Linked DNA regions of Homo sapiens: regions 1 and 3 are each linked to region 2. Evidence: chromatin contacts called from ENCODE Hi-C or POLR2A ChIA-PET data. All regions are on one chromosome and are shown on one strand. The core of a region is the stretch at or near the end of the contact, and the rest is flanking DNA. Distances in the headings are between cores, read along the strand shown.

Region 1 (3,456 bases), core at 394-2,893, 360 kb before region 2:
CCTGACCTTAGATGATCCGCCCGCCTTGGTCTCCCAAAGTGCTGGGATTAGGGGCATGAGCCACCGCGCCTGGCCCTTTTTTTTTTTTTTGAGACAGAGTTTCACTCTTGTTGCCCAGGCTGGAGTGCAGCAGTGCAATCTCGGTCCACTGCAACCTCCGCCTTCCAGTTTTCAAGTGATTCTCCTGCCTCAGCCTCCTAGGTAGCTGGGATTACAGGCACCCACCACCATGCCTGGCTAATTTTTTGTATTTTTAGTAGAGACGGGGTTTCACCATGTTAGCCAGGATGGTCTTGATCTCCTGACCTCATGATCCGCCCGCCTTGGCATCCCAAAGTGCTGGGATTACAGACATGAGCCACTGCGCCTGGCCTTTTGTATTTTTTAGTAGAGACGGGGTTTCACCATGTTGTCCAGGCTGGTCTTGAACTCCTGACCTCGTGATCTGTCCACCTTGGTGTCCAAATTGCTGGGATTACAGGCGTGAGCCACGGCGCCCAGCTGTTTTTTGTTGTGGGTGGTGGTGGTGGTTTGTTTTGTTTTGTTTTTGAGACAAGATCACCCAGGCTAGGGTGCCGTGGAGCAGTCATGGCTCACTGCAGCCTTGAACTCCTGGGCTCAAGCCATCCTCTTGCCTCAGCCTCCTGAGTAGCTGGGACTACAGGCACACACCATTACACCAAATTCAGTAGCTTCAAATAACACCCATTGTTAGCTCACAATTCGGTAGGACTGTAATGGATTGAATCATGACTCGTTCTCCCCACCAAATTCACATGTTGAAGTTCCAACTCCTACTACCTCAGAATGTCATCTTATTTGGAGATAGGTTCTTCTCAGAGGTGAACAAGTTAAAATCAAGATATCAGGCTAGGCCATATTCCAATATGACAGGTGTCCTTAGGAAAAAGGGAAATTTCATTATACACATCCAGAGAGAACATCAAATAGAAACGATGTGGTTATTTATTTATTGAATCAGAGTTTCACTCATGTTGCCCAGGGTGGAGTGCAATGGCACGATCTCAGCTCACTGCAACCTCCGCCTCCTGGGTTCAAGCCATTCTCCTACCTCAGCCTCCCGAGTAGCTGGGATTACAGGCGCCCACCATCACACCCGGCTAAGTTTTTGTATTTTTAGTAGAGACGGGGTTTCATCATGTTGGCCGGGCTGGTTTCAAACTCCTGACCTCAAGTGATCCACCCTCCTCGGCCCCTCAAAGTACTGAGATTATAGGGGTGAACCACAGCACTGGGCCCAGAATCCATTTTGAAGTGGAGCCAACAGGATTTGCTGCTGGGTGTTGTGAGAGTGGGAGGAGTCAGGGATGACGCACGGGTGTTGGCCTGAGCAGCTGGAGGAAGTGAGTTGCCGTGAGCTATGGGCACAGCCAGAGCTGGCTTTGTTGACTGTTTTATCTGATGCTGACCAGCCACTGACCTACTCTTCTTACAGATACATTGAGACTATCACACCGAGGGCCCACGGGCTTCGCTGGTCCGAGACCAAGTGTCCTTTCTCTTGAAGTGTTTGCATAATGTCTGCTTCAATGCACTGTAGGTGGTGTGCACTGTAGAGTTTCACTCTCAGGAGGAAATTTATTCCACAGCTGTAGCTGCACGTGTCTACCCAAAGATATTAACTTGCTGTGTTACCGACTCCTAGCATTCCTTAGGACTGTATGGCTTTGAACTTCATCTTGAGGCTTCTACACTCTGTGGCTTTGACTTGGCCCTCCTCTGCTACCTTTGATGATTCTCAGAAGCTGGTACAATTTCTTTTTTTTTGTTTGTTTGTTTTATTTTTTTGAGACAGAGTCTTGCTCTGTTGGCCAGGCTGGAGTGCAGTGGTGCGATCTCGGCTCACTACAAGCTCCGCCTCCCGGGTTCATGCCATTCTCCTGCCTCAGCCTCCGGAGTAGCTGGGACTACAGGCGCCCGCCACCATGCACAGCTAATTTTTTGTTTTTTTTAGTAGAGACGGGGTTTTACCGTGTTAACCAGGATGGTCTCGATCTTCTGAGCTGGTGATCTGCCCGCCTCGGCCTGCCAAAGTGCTGGGATGGGAGTCTTGCTCTGTCGCCCAGGCTAGAGTGCAGTGGCGCCATCTCGGCTCACTCCAGTTCTGCCTCCTGGGTTCACGCCATTCTCCTGCTTCAGCCTCCAGAGTAGCTGGGACTACAGGCAGCCGCCACCACACGTGGCTAATTTTTGGTATTTGTAGTAGAGACGGGGTTTCACCGTGCCCGGCCATAGTTATTCGTATGTTTATTGTTATTATTTTGTCTTTTTTTAATTTTTAGAGACAGGGTCTTGCTGCATTGCCCAGGTTGGAGGGCAGGGGCTATTCATAGGTGCGATCCCAGCCCACTGCAGCCTCAACTCCTGGCGTTGAGCGATCCCCCACCCCAGCCTCCCAAGTAGCTGGGATTACAGACACATGCCATTGTGCCCAGCTTGTATGTGTTTTCTGGGGTCATCCATTCCTTTAGCAAAAATGTGTTGAGCACCGGTGGAGCAGCAGTGCACCTGCCCAGGAGGCCCATGGCATGAGGCCGAGTGCAAACAGAAAGGGAGAGTAATTTCCTGGACTTTTACGAAGTGAGGCCCAAGGTTTGAACAGAATGCCCTGGTGAAAGGTTAGCTCATAGACCCCGGTGTGAGTTGAACTCTTAACCTTGTGGAGCAATAAATGAAGGCCTCCAGATATGAAATGATTTGCTTGGTGTCTCCTGCCTGCAACCTGTACATTTTTCTTCTAGACCATGCCTATTGTATTCTTGATTTTTTTTAAAAGACTATTTTGGGGAAACAGTTTTAAGTTCACAGCATAATTGAGAGGAAGGTACATTTATATGATTTTTAAACCTTGGAGGAAGAGGAAATTTTTTTTTTTGAGAGAGAGAGTCTCCCTCTGTCACACAGGCTGGAGTGCAGTGGCATGATCCCGGCCCACTGCAACCTCCGCCTCCCAGGTTCCAGTGATTCTCCTGCCTGTAATCCCAGCACTTTGGGAGGCTGAGGCATGCATATCGCTTGAGGGCAGGAGTTCGAGACCAGCCTGGCCAACATAGTGAAACCCTGTCTCTACTAAAAATACATAAATTACCCAACATGGTGATGCACAACTGTAATCCCAGCTACTCGGGGGGCTGAGGCATGAGAATTGCTTGAACCCGGGAGGCGGAGGTTGCAATGAGCCCAGATTGTGCCATTGCACTCCAGCCTGGGCAATAGAGCAAGACTCTGTCTCAAAACAAACAAACAAACAAAAAGTCTCAGAAAGGGAAATGAGCCATTGCAGAGAACAACTGTGTTTTGTGAGCGGGTCCCAACAATGCCACCACCAGGAGCGGGTGCCGCCCGCTCGGCCCCTGCAGAGCCGGGGACCTCAGAGGAAGGGGTGCAGGTGGCGGGGAGGGCCAGGCTGCAGATGCGGGGCCTCATTTTGTTTCC
Region 2 (3,232 bases), core at 102-2,601:
ATTTTTTGAAAAAGCTGGATGTGGTAGCACACACCCTGTAGTCTCAGCTACTCGGGAGGCTGAGGTCAGGAGAATCACCTGAGCCTGGGAGGTAGAGACTGCAGTGAGCCATGATTGTGCCACTGCACTCCATCCTGGGTGACAGAGCAAGACATCGTCTCAAAATATATTAAAAAAAAAAAAAAAAAGGTTGGGGGGAGTGCAAAATGTTTTCAGAAGCCCTTTTTCCTGCAGACTTTCCTACCAGAAATGCTTGACCATACCCATTCCTAAATGGCCACCACTCACTGTGATTCATCCCCCAGGGTAGGGAGGGCCATATCTTCGGGCCTCTTGAGTAAGAAAGTGGCAGCAGGAGGCCAGATGCGATGAGGTCAGGAGTTTGAGACCAGCTTGGCCAATATGCAAAACCCCATCTCTACTAAAAATACAAAAATTAGCCTGGCGTGGTGGCATACGCCTGTAATCCCAGCTACTCAGGAGGCTGAGGCAGGAGAATGGCTTGAAACTGGGAGGCAGAGGTTGCAGTGAGCCAAGATTGCGCTACTGCACTCCAGCCTGGGCGACAAAGCAAGACTCCATCTCAAAAAAAGAAAGTGGCAGCAGACATGGCTGCAGGTTGGCCACCGATGGACTACCCACACTCCCTTCTCTGAAGTTGATAGTCCTTTTGATTCTGAGATGCTCTGTGGCACTGACAAAGGTCGACAGAGTCTAGGGCTACTAGAAATGCTGTGAACTTGTCCTTGGTTTACTCCAGACCAAATGATCTTTTCTCTCTTAACAAGGGTGCGAGGGCACATGATAAACATTTACTGATTATGGGCACCCAGAAGGACCTTGATCTTCTGAGAGCAGGGCAAAGCTTTTGAAGGACTAATCTCTTCCAGCCCTTGTTCCTACCTCTTTTGTCTCTGGAGGATGCCAGAGATGATCATCCAGAATCTCAGCTCTGACCTGGAACAAGTTATTTTCCCTTTGGTGTCTCAAGAGTTTCACGTGAAGCATTAGGAGTGCCTGCCAGGTGGAATAGTGCAGAGGGCTGGATGAGATCATTCAGTCTGAGCGTGGCGAGCGCTTGGGCTTTGCTGTTGCTGGCGTTAGTGTAGTTTTCCATCAGTATCTGTGTCGGGGGCCTGAGCCAGCTCAGTGTAATTGCTTAGGGAACACTTTTATTTTTCATAGAAGCAGGAACAAGTTTCTGTCTCTTCCAGCTAGTCTTGCTGGTTGTGTGCCTCTGCTATCTGAAGAGCCAGCATCCTTAGTAGGGTCACATGTGGTTGAGTTTTATGAATGTGTTTGTTGCTGATAGGACACATTTCTTACCTGACAGGATGAGCACTCACAGCAGCCACATCACAGGGCTGACAGAGATGTGCCCCACTTTAAGAAAACCTGACCATATAAGGAGGAGTGTCTCAATTACAAAATAATGTCTCACTTAGCCAGAAATTCATGGCAGGTTTTCTGGTGCATTTAAAATAAGATTCATGTATAAAAATACCATTTGCACACAGGAGCCCATATTTTCTGAAAAGGGAAATGTATTGGGCATTTGGGGTAAGTAGATCAAAAATAAAAATAAAATCTTCTTACAAATACAAGAACTAGAAACCAAATTCCACTTCTAATTCTAAAAGGTTTATATATAACTCTACTACCTTACCCTCTCTTACCCCAGATTTTCACAGCAGAAGTAAACAGGGAAGATCTGCAGGCCGCTCACGATAGCAGCAAGGAAATGCCTGGCATAGTGTGTGGGTGGGTGGATGGCGGGGGTACCAGAGGCAGGGCTGGGGACCCCACTCTGGCATGTCCTTTATGACATGGATTGCTCATCTCACCCTGCTGTATTGTTGATTTGAGAACATTTGTGAGGCTTGGTCTAAAACATTATTGCTGGATCCCTTCCCATGGTGTGGTCAGTGAATGGCATTTAGAAATTGACCAGCTCATCCTGCCACCACGGACTCCTCTAACCACAGAGACACGTGCTGAGGTCTAACAGATGGGGACCAGGGAAGGCCTGGAGGAGAGGGCCAAATCTGGGATACTGACATGCCTGACTTTTCCCTTCCTTTCAGAAATGTTCCCACTGCCAGGAGGCAGGCGCCACCTTGGGCTGCTACAACAAAGGCTGCTCCTTCCGATACCATTACCCGTGTGCCATTGATGCAGGTAAGAGGAGACCACAGACCCTTGTCCAGAGCATCCAAAGGATTAGGACATACAGTTTGATTCTCTCTGTTGTCGTTGTTTTTTTTCTTTTCTTTTCTTTTTTTTTTTTTTTTTTTTTGTCACTTCATAAAAAAACTTCCCACCCATTAGCAGCACTCATCTCCCTTCCCTTCCCTCCAGTCCCTGGCAACCACTATTCTGTTTTCTTTTTTAAATTTTTATGATTTTTTTTTCCCTTTAAGCTCTGTTGGACTCAATCCTTTCTATCTCTGTGGGCTTTGCTGTACATTTGGGTTACTTCCACTTTTTGACTGTTATGAATAATGCTGCTATAGAACATTCACATGCAAGCATTTGTGTGAACATGTTTTCAGTTCTCTTGGATGTGTACCTGGGAGTAGAATTGCTGGATCATATGGTAACTCTGTTTAACCTTTTAAGGAACTGTCAGACTGTTTTCCAAAATGGCTGCCCCATTTTACGTTCTCAGTGGCAGTGCATGAGTGTTCTCCTTTCCCCAGGTCCTCCCTGACACTTGCTGTCATATGTGTTTCTTTTTTTTTTTTTTTTTAATTGTAGCCAGCCCAGTGGGTATGAAATGTTATTTCATTGTGGTTTTTATTTGTATTTCCCTGATGGCTAATGTCGAGCATTTTTTTCTTGTGCCTATTGGCCATTTGTACATCTTCTTTGGAGAAATAGCTATTCACATCCTTTGCCCATTGTAAAATTGGGTTGTTTATCTTTTTAATGTCAAGTTTTAAGAATTATTTGTAGGCCGGGCGGGTGGATCATGGGGTCAGGAGTTCAAGACCAGCCTGGCTAAAATAGTGAAACCCCGTCTCTACTAAAACTACAAAAATTAGCCAGATGTGACGCGCACCTATAGTCCCAGCTACTCGGGAGTCTGAGGCAGGAGAATCACTTGAACCCGGGAGGCAGAGGTTGCGAGATCACGCCACTGCACTCCAGCCTGGGCAACAGAGTGAGACTCTGTCTCAAAAAAAAAAAAAAAAAAAAAAAGAATTATTTGTAATTCTGGATATGTGGTTTG
Region 3 (3,311 bases), core at 468-2,967, 320 kb after region 2:
AAAACCATATTCGGCTGAAATGAGCCATGCAGGAATGCACAAAATGTGCACACACATACACAGGCACCTTAAACATCTACCAGCTTCATCAGGTCACTGCATGTGTTATGAATCACATTCATCACATTGATGTCAGAACTTTCCATTGGACTTCAGACAGCCCTCCTTCCACCACTTCCTGATAACTCCCAAGCTGTAACCTAATGACACTTACTTCCCACAAGCAAACCTCAGGTGTTTTTCAAGCCAAAGTGCCTTTTCATTGTGGTATTTATATATTTCTTAGTTTTTCTGGTCTATAAAACTGTGTGACTGTTTTATTAGGTCCCCCCACTTTTTTTTTTTTTTTTGAGACGGAGTCTTGCTCTGTCGCCCAGGCTGGAGTGCAGTGGCGGGATCTCGGCTCACTGCAACCTCCACCTCCTGGGTTCAAGCACTTCTCCTGCCTCAGCCTCCTGAGTAGCTGGGATTACAGGCGCCCGCCACCACGCCCAGTAGAGACGGGGTTTCACCATGTTGGTCAGGCTGGTCTCGAACCCCTGACCTCGTGATCCACCCGCCTCAGCCTTCCAAAGTGCTGGGATTACAGGTGTGAGCCACTGTGCCCGGCAGGTCCCTATCTTTTTTAAAAAATAAATCTTTTCCTTTTTTTGGTCACCTATGAGATTTTTTATTGTTGTGATCCTTAACCCTCCATTTCACAGTAAGTTCTGGGTTTCTGTTTTAGAGACAGGGTCTTACTCTGTCACCCAGGCTGGAGTGCAGTGATGTGATCATAGCTCACTGTGGCCTCTACCTCCTGGGCTTAAGGGATCCTCCACTGCAGCCTCTTGGGTAGCTGGGAGTACAGGCACACACCACCATGTCCAGATAATTTTTATTTTTTATTTGTAAGAGAGACTGGGTCTTGCTTTGTTGCCCAGGCTGGTCTTGAACTCCCTGCCTCATGCGATCCTCCCACCTTAGCCTCCTGATTACAAGCATGAGCCAACATGCCCACTCCGTGTTTTTTACTGCATGATTTCGCATGGCATGATTTTTAGAAATGCACATGATGAACTATAGCAGAACTGACTATACACCATTTTTACATTGTATAGTGAAATTACATGGCTTCTGTGTAACGCTTAAGAAAAACCCTCATCCTCAAGATCAGAGGAATAGTCACCTAAACTTTCTTCATTTGTACTTTTCGTTCATTTTATCTTTCATATTAGAGCTGCCCAACAAGTACAAGAACATGGAAATAATAATGGTGTGTGATGTGTGTAGGCCACTGAAAATGAGATGGACCACACCAGTGAGGGAGGTAAATGCAAAATCTAATTCCCAACAAGTATCCTGATTGAATGTACAGAACTGTTTCATCATAATGATCCTATCTCCCCACCCACAATGTTTTTTTCTAATAATTATTTAAAAAACCAAATGTAGACTAGTAACAAACCTGAAGATCAATATGAGATAACCATTTCTCCATTCTACTATTTGTGATCATCACTGCTTTCTCCAGGACCTAAAACATCAGTTACCCACACTCTAGTCACCCAGAGGAGCAGCTGAGGAACTGGGCTCTTTCAACCACATCCTTCAACTGAGAAGCCCTAAAATGCAAGCAATAATATAGGGAACAAAGGGAAGGTTTTAACAGGCAAACCGCTATCTAAAAATCACTCCACTCAAACACCAGGGGGCACATCAGAGCACAGGGACGGTATCATGTCCTTCAAGGGGTTTCTGGGTCACCTTCCTGCGAAGAGTCTGGAGGAGGTGTTGAATGACACAGGATGGCAAGCTGGTGACTCAAGCATCCTATATTTTAAGCAACAGATGAGTGAACTCTTTTACTGGCAAAGAAACCACAAAGAAAAATTGGGTGGAGAGGTGCGGATTCTCAAATGCTTGTTTTGTAATACACACAAAGGTGTCATATATTCCTTTGCATATACCGAATATTACATAATAAAATAAAACAATTCAGAATGAGAAGAAAAAGGAATCATGAAGGAAACCCAAAGGAATTCTCAAATGGTCTTCTGGTCTTCTCTGTCTAGTGCTCTCTCTCCCCGCCTCTCATGGCAGCCCTGGAGGGACTCAGCTCTGCAGGAAAAAGCAGTGGAAGTCCAGGCTTTTCTGGCCCACTATAGCAGGGGACCTGAGCCAGCTCTCATAGTTTGAACAGGAGAGGGATCTGCAGCTCCACTTTCCATTGCTCTTTCTTTTTCCTCCTGCCTTAAGTTCACTCAAGTCTCCTTCCTTAGCATCATGGATTTACCTCTTCACTCCCGTCCACACTCTGCCTTAATTTCAACCATAGCCTCCTACCCAGTGACGAACATCTTCTTTGAGTATCTTGTTCATCCAACAGCCTTTTAAATCAAATCAAATTCTTTTTTTTTTTTTTTTGAGACAGAGTCTTGCTCTGTTGCCCAGGCTGGAGTGCAGTGGCATGATCTCAGCTCACTGCAACTTCTGTCTCCCAGGTTCAAGCAACTCTCCTGTCTCAGCCTCCCATGTAGCCGGGATTACAGCCGCCTGCCACCACGCCCAGCTAATTTTTGTATTTTTAGTAGAGACTTCGTGTTGGCCAGGCTGGTCTTGAACTCCTGACCTTAGGTGATCCACCTGCCTCAGCCTCCCAAAGTGCTGGGATTATAGGCATAAGCCACCGTGCCCGGCCCTTAATCAAATCAAATTCTTTAACACAAGCTTCCAAGCTTCCTATGAACTGCTCCCTTCTGTTCCAAAGGTTTTCACTTCCCACCCACTTTAGTTCATCATCCACCCTGGAAAAGTACTCACTCCCTCTTCTGCACATGCCTTTGAGGGGTGGGGTAGGGCAATCTTTCTTTGAATGTAAGTGCCATGTCTTCTCTTTTCTACTTGTGACCACCCTCTTCCTTTCTCCAAACTCTGAATTTCACAATTCTACTTCAAAACTATTTAAAATTACTTTTACCAGGGACTCTTTTCCACCTCAGATGATCTAGTCATCTTTTAGTTCTTGAACTCAATTGTGATTTATTTTGTTAAAGAAAATTATTGGCCAGGTGTGGTGGCACATGCCTGTAATCCCAGCACTTTGAGAGGCTGAGGTGGCCAGATCGCTCAAGTTCAGGAGTTTGAGACCAGCTTGGGCAACATAGCGAGACTCCATCTCTACAAAAAATACAAACTTTAGCAGGGGGCATGGTGGCACGCACCTGTAGGCCCAGCTACTCGGCAGGCTGAGGTGGGAGGATTGCTTAAGCCTGGGAGGTGAAGGTTGCAGTGAGCAGAGTTTGTGCCACTGTACTCCAACCTGGGTGACA

Evidence for each region. Hi-C counts contacts between places; a loop is a spot of excess contacts on that map. ChIA-PET counts read pairs that join two places held with the same protein, here RNA polymerase II (POLR2A). Pooled maps may share reads with other maps.
Region 1: POLR2A ChIA-PET joins it to region 2 with 14 read pairs in activated T-cell. The contact joins two enhancer-like sites. A Hi-C loop is called at or near these places in 1 of 37 single-sample maps with no recorded cell type and 4 of 50 pooled maps. POLR2A ChIA-PET finds 5 or more read pairs at or near these places in 2 of 52 experiments (activated B cell and activated T-cell).
Region 3: a loop to region 2 is called in a pooled map, with 2.3 times the contacts of the local background. The contact joins two enhancer-like sites. A Hi-C loop is called at or near these places in 5 of 50 pooled maps. POLR2A ChIA-PET finds 5 or more read pairs at or near these places in 2 of 52 experiments (BJ and activated T-cell).

The regions. Positions count from the first base shown.
Region 1 is chr22:42,535,463-42,538,918 of GRCh38, reverse strand. The region is part of intron 2 of LOC124900479 (a long non-coding RNA gene); the gene reads right to left. Among named protein-coding and RNA genes, the nearest start is that of SERHL2, 17 kb to the left of the region's middle. Within about 2 kb of position 1,643, at least 5 of the 41 ENCODE cell types and tissues checked have a DNase peak (open chromatin) inside an H3K27ac peak, as active enhancers do.
Region 2 is chr22:42,178,555-42,181,786 of GRCh38, reverse strand. TCF20 (transcription factor 20) reads left to right here. Exons shown (of 6, transcript NM_001378418.1): 3 at 2,085-2,178. Among named protein-coding and RNA genes, the nearest start is that of CYP2D6, 49 kb to the right of the region's middle. Within about 2 kb of position 1,351, at least 11 of the 41 ENCODE cell types and tissues checked have a DNase peak (open chromatin) inside an H3K27ac peak, as active enhancers do.
Region 3 is chr22:41,856,162-41,859,472 of GRCh38, reverse strand. All of the region lies in intron 1 of SREBF2 (sterol regulatory element binding transcription factor 2), which reads right to left. Among named protein-coding and RNA genes, the nearest start is that of SREBF2-AS1, 23 kb to the right of the region's middle. Within about 2 kb of position 1,717, at least 9 of the 41 ENCODE cell types and tissues checked have a DNase peak (open chromatin) inside an H3K27ac peak, as active enhancers do.